2 separate regions of the Homo sapiens genome follow, and region 1 is linked to region 2. Evidence: read pairs that join two places in POLR2A ChIA-PET (ENCODE). Cell type or tissue: CD4-positive, alpha-beta T cell. All regions are shown on one strand. Each heading gives the region's core, and the rest is flanking DNA. Links, peaks and the distances in the headings are about the cores only. Region 1 overlaps LINC00598 (long intergenic non-protein coding RNA 598). Region 2 has its middle 5.2 kb from the start of LINC00598.

Region 1 (5,380 bases), core at 127-5,126, 63 kb before region 2:
TTCTGTTCACAGGGGAAGGATGCTGAGCTGATAAAGATAGTCAGAAGAGGGTTAATTCACACCAGAAACCTCTATGCAGCAAATACTGCGTGTCAGGCATTGTGGAAGGGAGTTGCATATACTTTCTCAGTTAATTCTCACAGGACGCCATTTGCCCAATGAGGAAATCAGCTCAGAGAATTAGTGACACACCCAAGGATGCAGGGCCTGCAAGTATGGAAGTTAAGGATCTTTTTCCATTTTAACCCCACAGACTTCTTTGCAAAAGGCGGGCTTAAAATAAAGCACTTCCCACTCCGGCCAGTGTGACAAACCTCCTTGTACATGTGCAGTGGTCATAGTGTATGTGTAGTCAGGGGATGAGACTTTTTGAAAGCCTCTGGGCAGCCATTTAGGCAGCTGCCAGATAACAGGTCTACCCTAGGCATCGCCACTCAGTATGGGAAACACGGTTACTGTCTTGTCCCTGTGAAACCACAATTAAAATGGAGCTCTATGGAGTAATATTTATATTTTAGTAAGTCAAAAATGATGCCTTGCAGAGTGGACACTAGTCCTGGGGTTTCTATTACATAAGATTATCAAAATGCAATTCCAGCCAAGATGCTAGCATGGTGGTGATGAGGGTGTAAACTGACACAGACTTTTTGGTAAAAGCTATTAAAATGTAAAATATGGAAATCTTTTGAAACGATATTTTCTTACCTGAAATTTAACTATAGTAGTACCATATAGTACCCAAGGAGATATATATATATATATACACACACAAGAACATTCATTTCAGTATTGCTTATAAAAGTGAAAAATTAAGAGCAACCCACATATCCACCAATGGGAATTGGCTAAATAAATTATAGTACACACAGAAAATGTAATATTCTGCAGCCACTAAAAAATGCAAATGTGCGTTGACATGAAAAAGATGCCCAAGATATGTTGCTGAAAGGAAAAAAAGCAAACTGCAAGACAGCATGCATAAAATTATCCCATTTGTGTAAATAATAACACATATGGCTGTATATGTGTAGGGAGAAGATCTGGAAGGATATTCACCAAAATATTCACTGTGGCTATTTCTGGGGGATGGAAGTAGGAAGGTTTCTACTTTCTATTTTTTATATTTCTACTCTTTTAGAAACATATATATATATATATATATATATATATATATATATATTGTTTTTACAATTAAAAAAGTAACAAAGATTTTTGTTCTGTTTTTAGTTTGGAACTTGGTGTTTGGGATATGAGAACCTAACTCAGTATGTTCAAATCTGAAACTAGAAAGATAAAAAGAGAACTGAAAATCTCCAAGTGGTGATTCTCATATGAACCATACTTGAGAAATAACTATATATGAGTATGGATTTGTTGGTAGCCTTCAAACGCACAGCTGCCGATATACCTATTGTTGGTGATTCAAAATTTTCTTGAGATTTTTGTGGAAAACAGCAGAGTTATACTACGTTTGCATGACTCTCCTCCCTAAAATTCACTTACATGAACAAAACTGGAGTCTGTTTTTTTGGTTGGATCTGTAAGTTTTTCCATTAAACAGTCAAATTTATTTTCAAGGAGAAAATTCCATGAGAGTGTGTTTGGGGGCCTCCAGCCTTAATGTAAAGGTTCATGAGATCATATCTACAAAGCTGAACGTTTTCCAACCAATTCTGTCCCTGGACACGTCTAAAGTTTGCATATGCTGTACAATGCACAACCCCATGGAGCAATGTTAAGTGACAGTGCCTGGGGTGCACCTGTGACCTGGCAACAAAGGCCAGTACAAATAACAGATTGCTGAAAAATTAATTCACAATGAGAATGATCTATCAATTAAGTCAGCTAATACATGTGATAGCACATGAGGACCTTCTCTCCTTTGAACTAATGGCAAGTTGAGAATTATCAAAGGTTAAAAGGCAGGCATGGATTCACAACAAGAGCAGGAAGTTATGAAACCTGGGTGTGTTATGTTATTGGCCAAAACAGCCTGGTATGTCCATCTCCACAGTACAATTACATCTTCTCAAGGGCTCAGATGCTGTTCCCCCATCCAGCCAGGAGACACCCTCTCTCAAGGAAACAACCAACTACTGGCTCTTCATCTCTGTTTTTATATCCCCCTTCTGAAACACACTACCTTACAATTGATTAGATTTCTGCTGTTGCTTTGTTTACAATCATATTCTACTTCTGCCTCCATGAGCTCATTCTCTGAATCACCTGGAATCTGATTCAGATGTCTGCAAGTTCTACAGATAGACCAATTCTTACACAGCTTTCTCAGGTGGCTAATCACATCCATGGTGTGAGATTTTACTAGCTTTACTTTGAGAAGATATAGTTGTCAGAATAGGCTATAATGATGTAACAAGTACATCAAAATCACAGTGGTTTGGCAAACGATTGATTTCATGTTCTTGCAAAGTCTGACAGGAGATGGCAGGGCCCTCCTCCCTCTGGGGAGTCTGCATCCATGCCCCACTCATTCTGTGATCTACCTAGCACCACATGGCTGCAGGATCACTGCAGCAGGGGAAGACAGAGATGAGAGACAGCACTGGCTCTTAAGCACCTCAGCCAGAAGTGACACTCTGATTTCCCACTCACATTTCTTTGACCAGAGCTAGTTATGTGACCAATCTGATCGCAAAGGATGCTGGGGAATATGGTGGACCGCCAGATTATTTGGAGAGCGATAGCTGCATCTGAAACTGAGCTGCCCTATTTACAGGTTTTGAAAAGCACTTTACTCTCACCCCCTTCTACCAGCAATAGCTGTAATCAGAGGGTATTGATGCTCCAGAACGGCTCTCTTGGCCCCTTCCTAATTTTACTTATCAACGTGCTTCAAATCATCTACTGCGAGTCTAAAAATCTGGCTTAAACTTGGATACAGAGTAAGATGCAGCTTCGTCCTTGAGAAGCGCCTAATCTAATACCAGAGACAGTATGTTAATAAAAATAATATGATCATGCTATTTGACTATAACACAAAACACACAATACATACAAAGATACAATATAAATATATATAATACAGTTGGCCCGTTGCATCTAAGGGTTCCACATCTGTGAATTCAACCAACTACAGATGGAAAAATAGTCAAATAAATAAATAAAAACAATTTAAAAATATAAATTTTTAAAATACAGAATAACAACTATTTCCATAGCCTTTGCATTGTGTTAGGTACTGTAAGTAATCTAGAGATGATTTAAAGTATGTGAGAGGAAGTGCACAGGTTACATGAAATGACTACAGCATTTTATATAAAGGACTTGAGCATCCTCAGATTTTGGTATGTGCAGGGGGTTCTGGAACCAATCCCCCAAGGATACCAAGGGACAGCTGTATATATTTAGAGATCTAACTTGTTACAAAGAAGAATTAGATGAAGACTAGACTAAACGTACAAGTCAAGTTTTATTAGAGAAATAATTCCATTGTGAAGAATTGGGGATGTGAACTTCGAGACGGCAGAATTTTAATTATATTTCAAAAGGCTCTTGAAAAGTAGGGAAGCATGAAAGAGCATGAACCAAGTCAGGGGATGTGAGATTTGTGGTATCACGGGGTGGTTGAGTGGGGAAGACTGGTTTGATGTGTCTGGGTCGTAGATTAACAAGCAGGGAAGGAAATGGCTGGAGATGGATGGGCAAGGTAGGTTGAGGCCTTGAGGGCCACAGGCTGGCTTGGACTTTAGTCTAAAGACAATGGGACATATTGTTGGTCTGGGACAAAGGAAAATAACTAAACCTCCTTTAGAAAGATAACTCAGGTAGCAGAGTTGAGACTTATTGCAGAGGCTGCAGAGAAGGCATTTATTCCTGACATCCATCTCCTGCCAGTAACTTCCCCAGGTTGAACCTCCTGAAGTACCCATGGCCACTGAACTTTTCCAGATGTCCACATCCTGGACACAGCAGTTACTCATCCAAACAACTCCCTCTTCCTCTACCACGCTCAATGCATCAGCAAATGCTGTTGGCTCTGCCTTCAGAACAAATCCCAAATCTGACCACTCACTCTCAGCTCCTCCACTACACCCTAGTCAAAGCTGCCACCCTCCCTCAGAGTGATCCTTGAAGAACCTAAGTCATTTGTATCTCTTCTTTTGTTTGTTATTTACTTTTCAAACATATATTTTAGGTTAAAAAATAAATAAAACTAGCCGGGTGCAGTGGCTCACGCCTGTAATCCCAGCACTTTGGGAGGCCGAGGCAGGCAGATCACGAGGTCAGGAGATCGAGACCATCCTGGCTAACACGGTGAAACCCCGTCTCTACTAAAAATACAAAAAATTAGCCGGGCGCGGTCGCGGGCGCCTGTAGTCCCAGCTACTCAGGAGGCTGAGGCAGGAGAATGGCGTGAACCCGGGAGGCGGAGCTTGCGGTGAGCCGAGATGGCGCCACTGCAGTCCGGCCTGGGTGACAGAGCGAGACATCGTCTCAAAAAAATAAATAAATAAAATAAATAAATAAATAAATAAAACTGTTGGGAGTGGTATGGTATTTTTTCAAGGATTTTTTAATTTATTTTTTATTTCAATGGGTTTTTAGGGAGCAGGTGGTGTTTGGTTACATGAATAAGTTCTTTAGCGGTGATTTCTGAGATTTTGTTGTATATCTGCTTTTGAAAAATGTCTGTACACAAAAAGCCCATAATTCATCACTACGCAAATATTCATGTAACGAAACTGCACTTGTACCCTTTAAATGTACACGCAAAAAAAGAAAGAATCTTTCAGAGCTCCAAGCCCCCAGTAGCTTTCCATCACACTCAGAATGAAATGCAAAGTAGCTGCCTGATCTTCATCCTTGCAGCCTGGCTGACCCTGGCTGGCCCACCCCACCCTCCACCTCACCCTGCTCCAGCCACACTGACCCCCCAGCTGCTCCTTCCACTCCAAGCCTGCTCTCATCTCAAGGCTTCAGAATGAGCTGTTTGTTCCCTGTCCCTTTGGTCGGCCCACATCAGAGAGGTCCTCGCTGAGCCTCCTGCTAAAGAGTAGCCCTTCCCATGCACCGCTGACCGTACAGGGCCCCCAGAGGCTTCCACTCTCTGAGCCCTCAGCCCTGCCTGCATTTGCAGGCCTCCACCATGCCTGGCGCACAGCAAGCCTGCAGTAAACATGATGCATGTTCCATCATGCAGTTAATGAAGGGCAAATTCGGACCACCAAATGGAATTAAAACTAGTCTAATCTGCTAAGAGCCACACAGCCGCTATTCCTCCCTCATAGACCCTAACATATCTCTCAGACCATGTTATCGTCCAACATTTCTACTAAAGTTAATTCAGGCCCAGGGTTGAGGCCCCTGCCTCCTAGTTAGGACACGAGCATTTAACAAGAGCAGTCAGAAGCCAAAGGGA
Region 2 (5,380 bases), core at 244-5,243:
AAAGGCTGTCTTCATAGGATTGTTTGCAAGGATTAAACCGTAAGGGAACATAAAACACAGAATCGGTGGTACACAGCAAGCTCTCAATCCATGTGAGATGGGAAACATTTATCTGCAACCGTAGCCAGCATAGTTGGGGCAGGATTACCCAGAGACGATGGCGAGCATCAGGTGAAGCAGATGGAGATGTGGGCAGTTGTTGCTTCCTTACAGAGCTGGTCCCTGTCATTTGCACATTTGTCCCCAGCCCTGGGTCCTGGCAAGAAGCCTGGACAAGGAAGCTCTCTATGGGTGCTCGAGAGCCACTGGCAGACGCATGTGCAGTCAGGCAAGAAAGCCACACGCCCAGGCCGCAGCGGCCCTGCCAGTAAGCACTGAGCACCCAGGCAGATGGGAGAACCAAGCTGCAAGCCTTTCCTAGTCTCCCTATGATGAATGAATGACTGTCCTCGTGGGACCACTTCGCAGCAGAGCTAGCAAGAGCCGCGGCACGGATCCTGCCTACACACCTGTGCTCCCGAGCCCTGCAGAGCTTTGGGTCTTCTCACTAGCGGAGTGAGGATGAGGGTGTGCTGACCACAGCAAGGTTGTGTGCGTGCCTCCATGGAGGTGCGCAGAGCAGAAACGCTGCCCCTCGCACTGCCATGGTGGTAAGGAGAGGAAATAAAACCCATGTCTTTTCAAAGATTGTGTGAGTGTCCTTGAACTCCTCTTCTGGCTTTTCAGCAGCTGTTTGGCATATACAGGCGAATGACAGAGAGGAAGAGGGGGCAGAGACTTGTGTAGATGCCAGTGTGTTGCTCACTGCAGGCAGCACTGACTGAGCTCCTGCCGTGAGGCTGACACAGTCCCTGCCCTCCTGGAGATTAACCCTTTAGCATGGGGAGGTGACAGCAGACAAATCAGTAAGTAAGAGAGTGTTTGATGGTAATAAGTGTCCTGAACACAAAACCAAAACAGTAAAGTGATGAGTAATGGGGAGCAGGGGGACTTTCTCAGATGGGAGTCGGGGAGGACCTCTGTAATGGGTCATGTCCGAGCCAAGAGGAGGCTGATGCCAAGGAGGAGGCAGCCATCCGAGAGGCAGGAGGCGCGTGCAGGAAGATGGCACAGTGGCGCCAAGACCAGGGATGGGAGCAAGCATGGGTCTGCCCGGAATAGGAGTAGCTGCGGGACCCAGAGCTCAGGGAGACGGTGGTGGCTTGAATGAGGGGAGTAGAGGTAGAGGGTTGACAAGTGGCCCAATCTGACGTATATTCTTTACTGCAAAGCCAATGGGACTTGCTGGTAGATTGAGTGTGCTTGGAGGAGTGGGAAACAGAAGAACTAAGGGCGACTCTTTAGATTTAATGAGTAGATAAATGCTGTAACCGAGCAGAAGATGGAAGAAGACTGGTTTGGCCATGTCAAGTGTGAGATGCCAGCTGCACATCCTAGTGGAGGTGCCAGGCAGGCAGCTGGAGAGATAGGCTTGAAGGAGGGTCAGGTCTAGAGACAGAAATAAGGGAGAGAATAGCTCCCGTCTGGAGTCGGAAGGGAGATGTCTTTCGCTACAGCGTGTGAATGTTGCTTTGCTTCCAAACACACCATGCGGTCCACACCCGCTTGCAGCCTAAGTCCCTGCATGTTTAAACAGCCAGGCTGTGAACCAGCTCTACCTACAGGCTTCACATACAACATGTGGAGGAGCCTGGCCCAGTTCCTGCCCAACTCATGTTTATTCTCTCAGCAAACATGTGTCCAGGACTTATACCATGCCAGGGGCTAGGCTAGATAACTTGTCCTACAGAACAGAAGGCTTGCCCAGGGAGTTACCTCATTTGGAAAGGAGATGGGAGGGTGGGCAGGGTGTGGCCGCAGGAAGTGGCAGGCATGGGGCCAGGGTGCCTAGGGGCCAGACTTGCTGAGCCATCACCTAGCTGAGGACCTGAACCAAGTCCATCTGCAGGCTGTGAAGCCCTCATCAGTGGGGAAAAATGACCCCTTAGAGTCCCTTCCAGTTCCAAAATGCTGCAATTATCTGGAAATTATCATCTAAGTAGACAAATCATTTAGGCAAAAAAAAAAAAAAAGATTTAAAAATCCTTTTGCTTCAATTACGCATTTTTTTTTAACGTGAATTTTCATGGTAATTGGCCTGAAGCCTGAGTAGTCTGTCCCCAGACAAAGCAGTCTTTGAGTTAAACTCTGCTTTGTATGTCAAAGCAAAGATACCCGCAGAGCAGACTCCACCTTCTTCTCTCTACACCTCCTCTCCGGGCTCCACCTCAGAGTGCACAGATGCGGAGGTGCACACGAAATCTCCTTTGTACTAAGTACAGTTATTATAAGGTGTGGCCCCCTAGACACTACCCTCTCTATTATTTTGACAGTATGACTTCCTGTAATATTACTATCTCCTGTCATCTCAGTAACAAAGGCTGATACCTGGGTTTTTTTTTTTTTCACCTCTCAACAATATACTTGACATTTAATGCATCATCAAAAAGTTTCTGAGGTTTTGGGGCTAAAGCTCTAAAAGTATTACTTCCTGCTGCCGGGGCAGCAGCTCAGGTACCCAGAGCAGCCCCAAGACTTCTGAAGCAAGGCTGCTGCCCTGTTCTCAACTTCGCCAGACGATCCCAAGGATTTCAAAGCCAGCCCAAACCGCACCCCACCCTCAGTGGGCCCTCCCAAGGGCTGAGAAATGGGTCCCAGAGCAGAAAGCACAGAGGCCACTGCTTCCCATCCCAAGCTCTCTCCCTTAGTTCTGTGGGTCCTTGAGCAAGTCACTTAACCTTTCTGCTACCCAGATTGGTAGAATTACTGCATGGGGCAAAATGATCCCCAGGGAGTGGCCCAGCATCCATTCTCAGGTGTTTAAGTAGAGACTTGAACTGCCCTCGAGGCCAGTCAGGTGACCTGCGATGAAACCTGCAGTGAAACCGCCTATTTTTCCTAAACATTAGAAGAATATTAGCTTGGTTTCCCCAAACGGCTCCCTGGTGGCCCAGCACCATGGGAATGTTCTGGGCCTGCTCTGTGAAGGTGGGATTTGCAGCCAGCAAGGCAGAAAAGCGATCGTCATTTACCCAACTCTCTATTACTTCAGCAGCATTTACAGTGCCACACATGTGTGGTCAGGGCCAAAGCCAGGCTCGAAGATACAAGGACAAACACAGCAAAGCCCACGACCTCTGGGGACAGACTGTCCAGGGGTTGGAATGGCATGTGAGCACACAGCTGCCCGCAGGAAGGGCTGGGGAAGACCGGAGGGGGCACAGGAAGGGAGCCCCTAATTATTCCCGAAGATTAGAGAGGGAGAGGCAGAGCAGGCTTCCCAAAGGAGCTAACACTTGACCCAACTCACTGTTTTCACAGTGGTTGGGCAGCTGGACATTCCAGGCAGAGGCAGTAGGAAACTCCATGGCCCAGGCCCAGAGAGATGGGCTGGCTAGGTAACACACACGGACCCATGAGGCTGGACCATGATGCACATAGGGCAGTGCTGGAAACCAGGTCCGAGGCTTCAGCGTCTGCTGAGGAGCGTGGCTGTTTCTCATTTTGGGTTTTTGACCCGTGGAGTGCAGTACAGGCTGTATAGCTAAGGGTCAGAGGCCTTGATTTGGGAGGTCAGCCACACTCAAATGGAATCCCTGCTTGTACTAATGGTGCAATCTTGGGAGAAATACTGAATCTTTCTAAACCTCCATCCTCTCATCTGTAAAATGGGCATAATAATACCCACCTCATAGATCGTGAGGGTTATGTAAAATAACAAATGTCACGTGCTGGCATTAATTACAGCAGCCAGTTAAAACACAGAGGGGAGGGCTCAACTGGTGCTTTTAGAATTATCCCTCTAGCGCTGTTTGGCAGATGGGCTGGGAGAAAGACAGGTGGCTGGGATGCATCCAAATGCATGAACGCACACATACGCACACGCAAACTTCTTTTTTAAAATTTATCTATTTATTTATTTATTCATTTATTTGAGACAGGGTCTCCCTCTGTCACCCAGACTGGAGTGCAGTGACGCCATCATAGCTCACTGCAGCCTCGACTCCTGCGCTAAAGTGATCCTCCCACCTCAGCCTCCTGAGTAGCTGGGACTACAGGTGCCCGCCACCACACCCAGCTAATTTATTTTTTATTATTTTTTGTAGAGACAAGGTCGGGCTGTGTTGCTAAGCTGGTCTCAAACTCCTGGCCTCGAATGATCCTCCCACTTCAGCCTCCCAAAGTGCTGGGATTATAGGTGTGAGCCCTCGTGCCCAGGCTCGAACTTCTTTGGTAGTGGGGTAAACAATGCAGTACAGAGAAGATGTGATTTAATTTGAAGGTGAAAGAGGGGAAGACTCCAAAAAAGGCTTTAGGGTAAAGGCAACTTAGGAAATGGGTCCTGTTAGGAGGAGAAATTTGGAGAGAATAATGCATGGAGGCATGAAGTTTCAAGGTGTTAGGAGCAGTGAGAATAAACCAGAGCTGGTGGCCTCTGGGGGAGGAGGGTAGAAAAGGCTTTCACGGGTCCATACTCAGGAGACACATACATATTCCATGCCCACTGCGTGCGCCAGAGCTATTGCGATGAGTCCAGGCCAGATCCCGGGCAGGCCTTCAATGCCATGCTAAGGGATTTGGAATTTATTCAGAAAGTAGCAAGGAGGCCATTCCTTTATTAGAATTATCTGTTTCCTGTCCACTGACCCACACAAATCTTTCAAGGAAGGAGGGAGATTGCAGTAGAAGCGTGCCCACCACCCCCTGGCTCTCCCACATTCAAGAGAATTGAACCAAATTGCTTCCTGCTGCCCTGTAACCCAGGCAGGGTCCACCCTCTCACAGCACACTAAAGTTAACAATAATACTCATAATAGCTAACGTAGCTCTGTTTGAAGTGCTTTGACTGTCTTAACTCATTTGATCCTCCTAGCAAGACTGATATCATTATTCTCCCATTTTGTGGATTAAAAACAAGACACCCAGCCATGAAGGAATGTACCCAAGATCCCCTAGCTAGTTAATGGACACATGGGTTGTGAACCCCAGCAGTTCTGGACAGAAGCTTTGCAAGTCAAGGACTAGAGATTTCTTTCTTTTTTTTTTTTTTTTTTTGAGACGGAGTCTGGCTCTGTCACCCAGGCTGGAGTGCAGTGGCGCGTTCTCGGCTCACTGCAAGCTCCGCCTCCCGGGTTCACGCTGTTCTCCTGCCTCAGACTCCCGAGTAGCTGGGACTACAGGTGCGCACCACCACGCCTGGCCAATTTTTGTATTTTTAGTAGAGATGGGTTTCACCATGTTGGCCAGGCTGCTCTCAAACTCCTGACCTCAGGTGATCCACTCGCCTCGGCCTCCCAAAGTGCTGGAATTACAGGCGTGAGCCACGGTGAGCGGCCCACAA

Evidence for each region. Peaks named below come from ENCODE experiments on the same cell type or tissue, not always from the same donor. Only the 100,000 strongest peaks of a DNase experiment are listed, where the experiment ranks them.
Region 1: POLR2A ChIA-PET joins it to region 2 with 10 read pairs; 6 of 35 experiments call an interaction of 5 or more read pairs at or near these places.

The regions. Positions count from the first base shown.
Region 1 is chr13:40,420,529-40,425,908 of GRCh38, forward strand. The region is part of intron 6 of LINC00598 (long intergenic non-protein coding RNA 598); the gene reads right to left. Among named protein-coding and RNA genes, the nearest start is that of LINC00598, 58 kb to the right of the region's middle. In CD4-positive, alpha-beta T cell, for the core only: no CTCF peak of the experiment used is centred there; no DNase peak of the experiment used is centred there.
Region 2 is chr13:40,483,483-40,488,862 of GRCh38, forward strand. No RefSeq gene overlaps it. Among named protein-coding and RNA genes, the nearest start is that of LINC00598, 5.2 kb to the left of the region's middle. In CD4-positive, alpha-beta T cell, for the core only: no CTCF peak of the experiment used is centred there; DNase peaks (open chromatin) are centred at 1,759, 1,879 and 2,279; H3K4me3 peaks cover 577 bases; H3K27ac peaks cover 3,240 bases.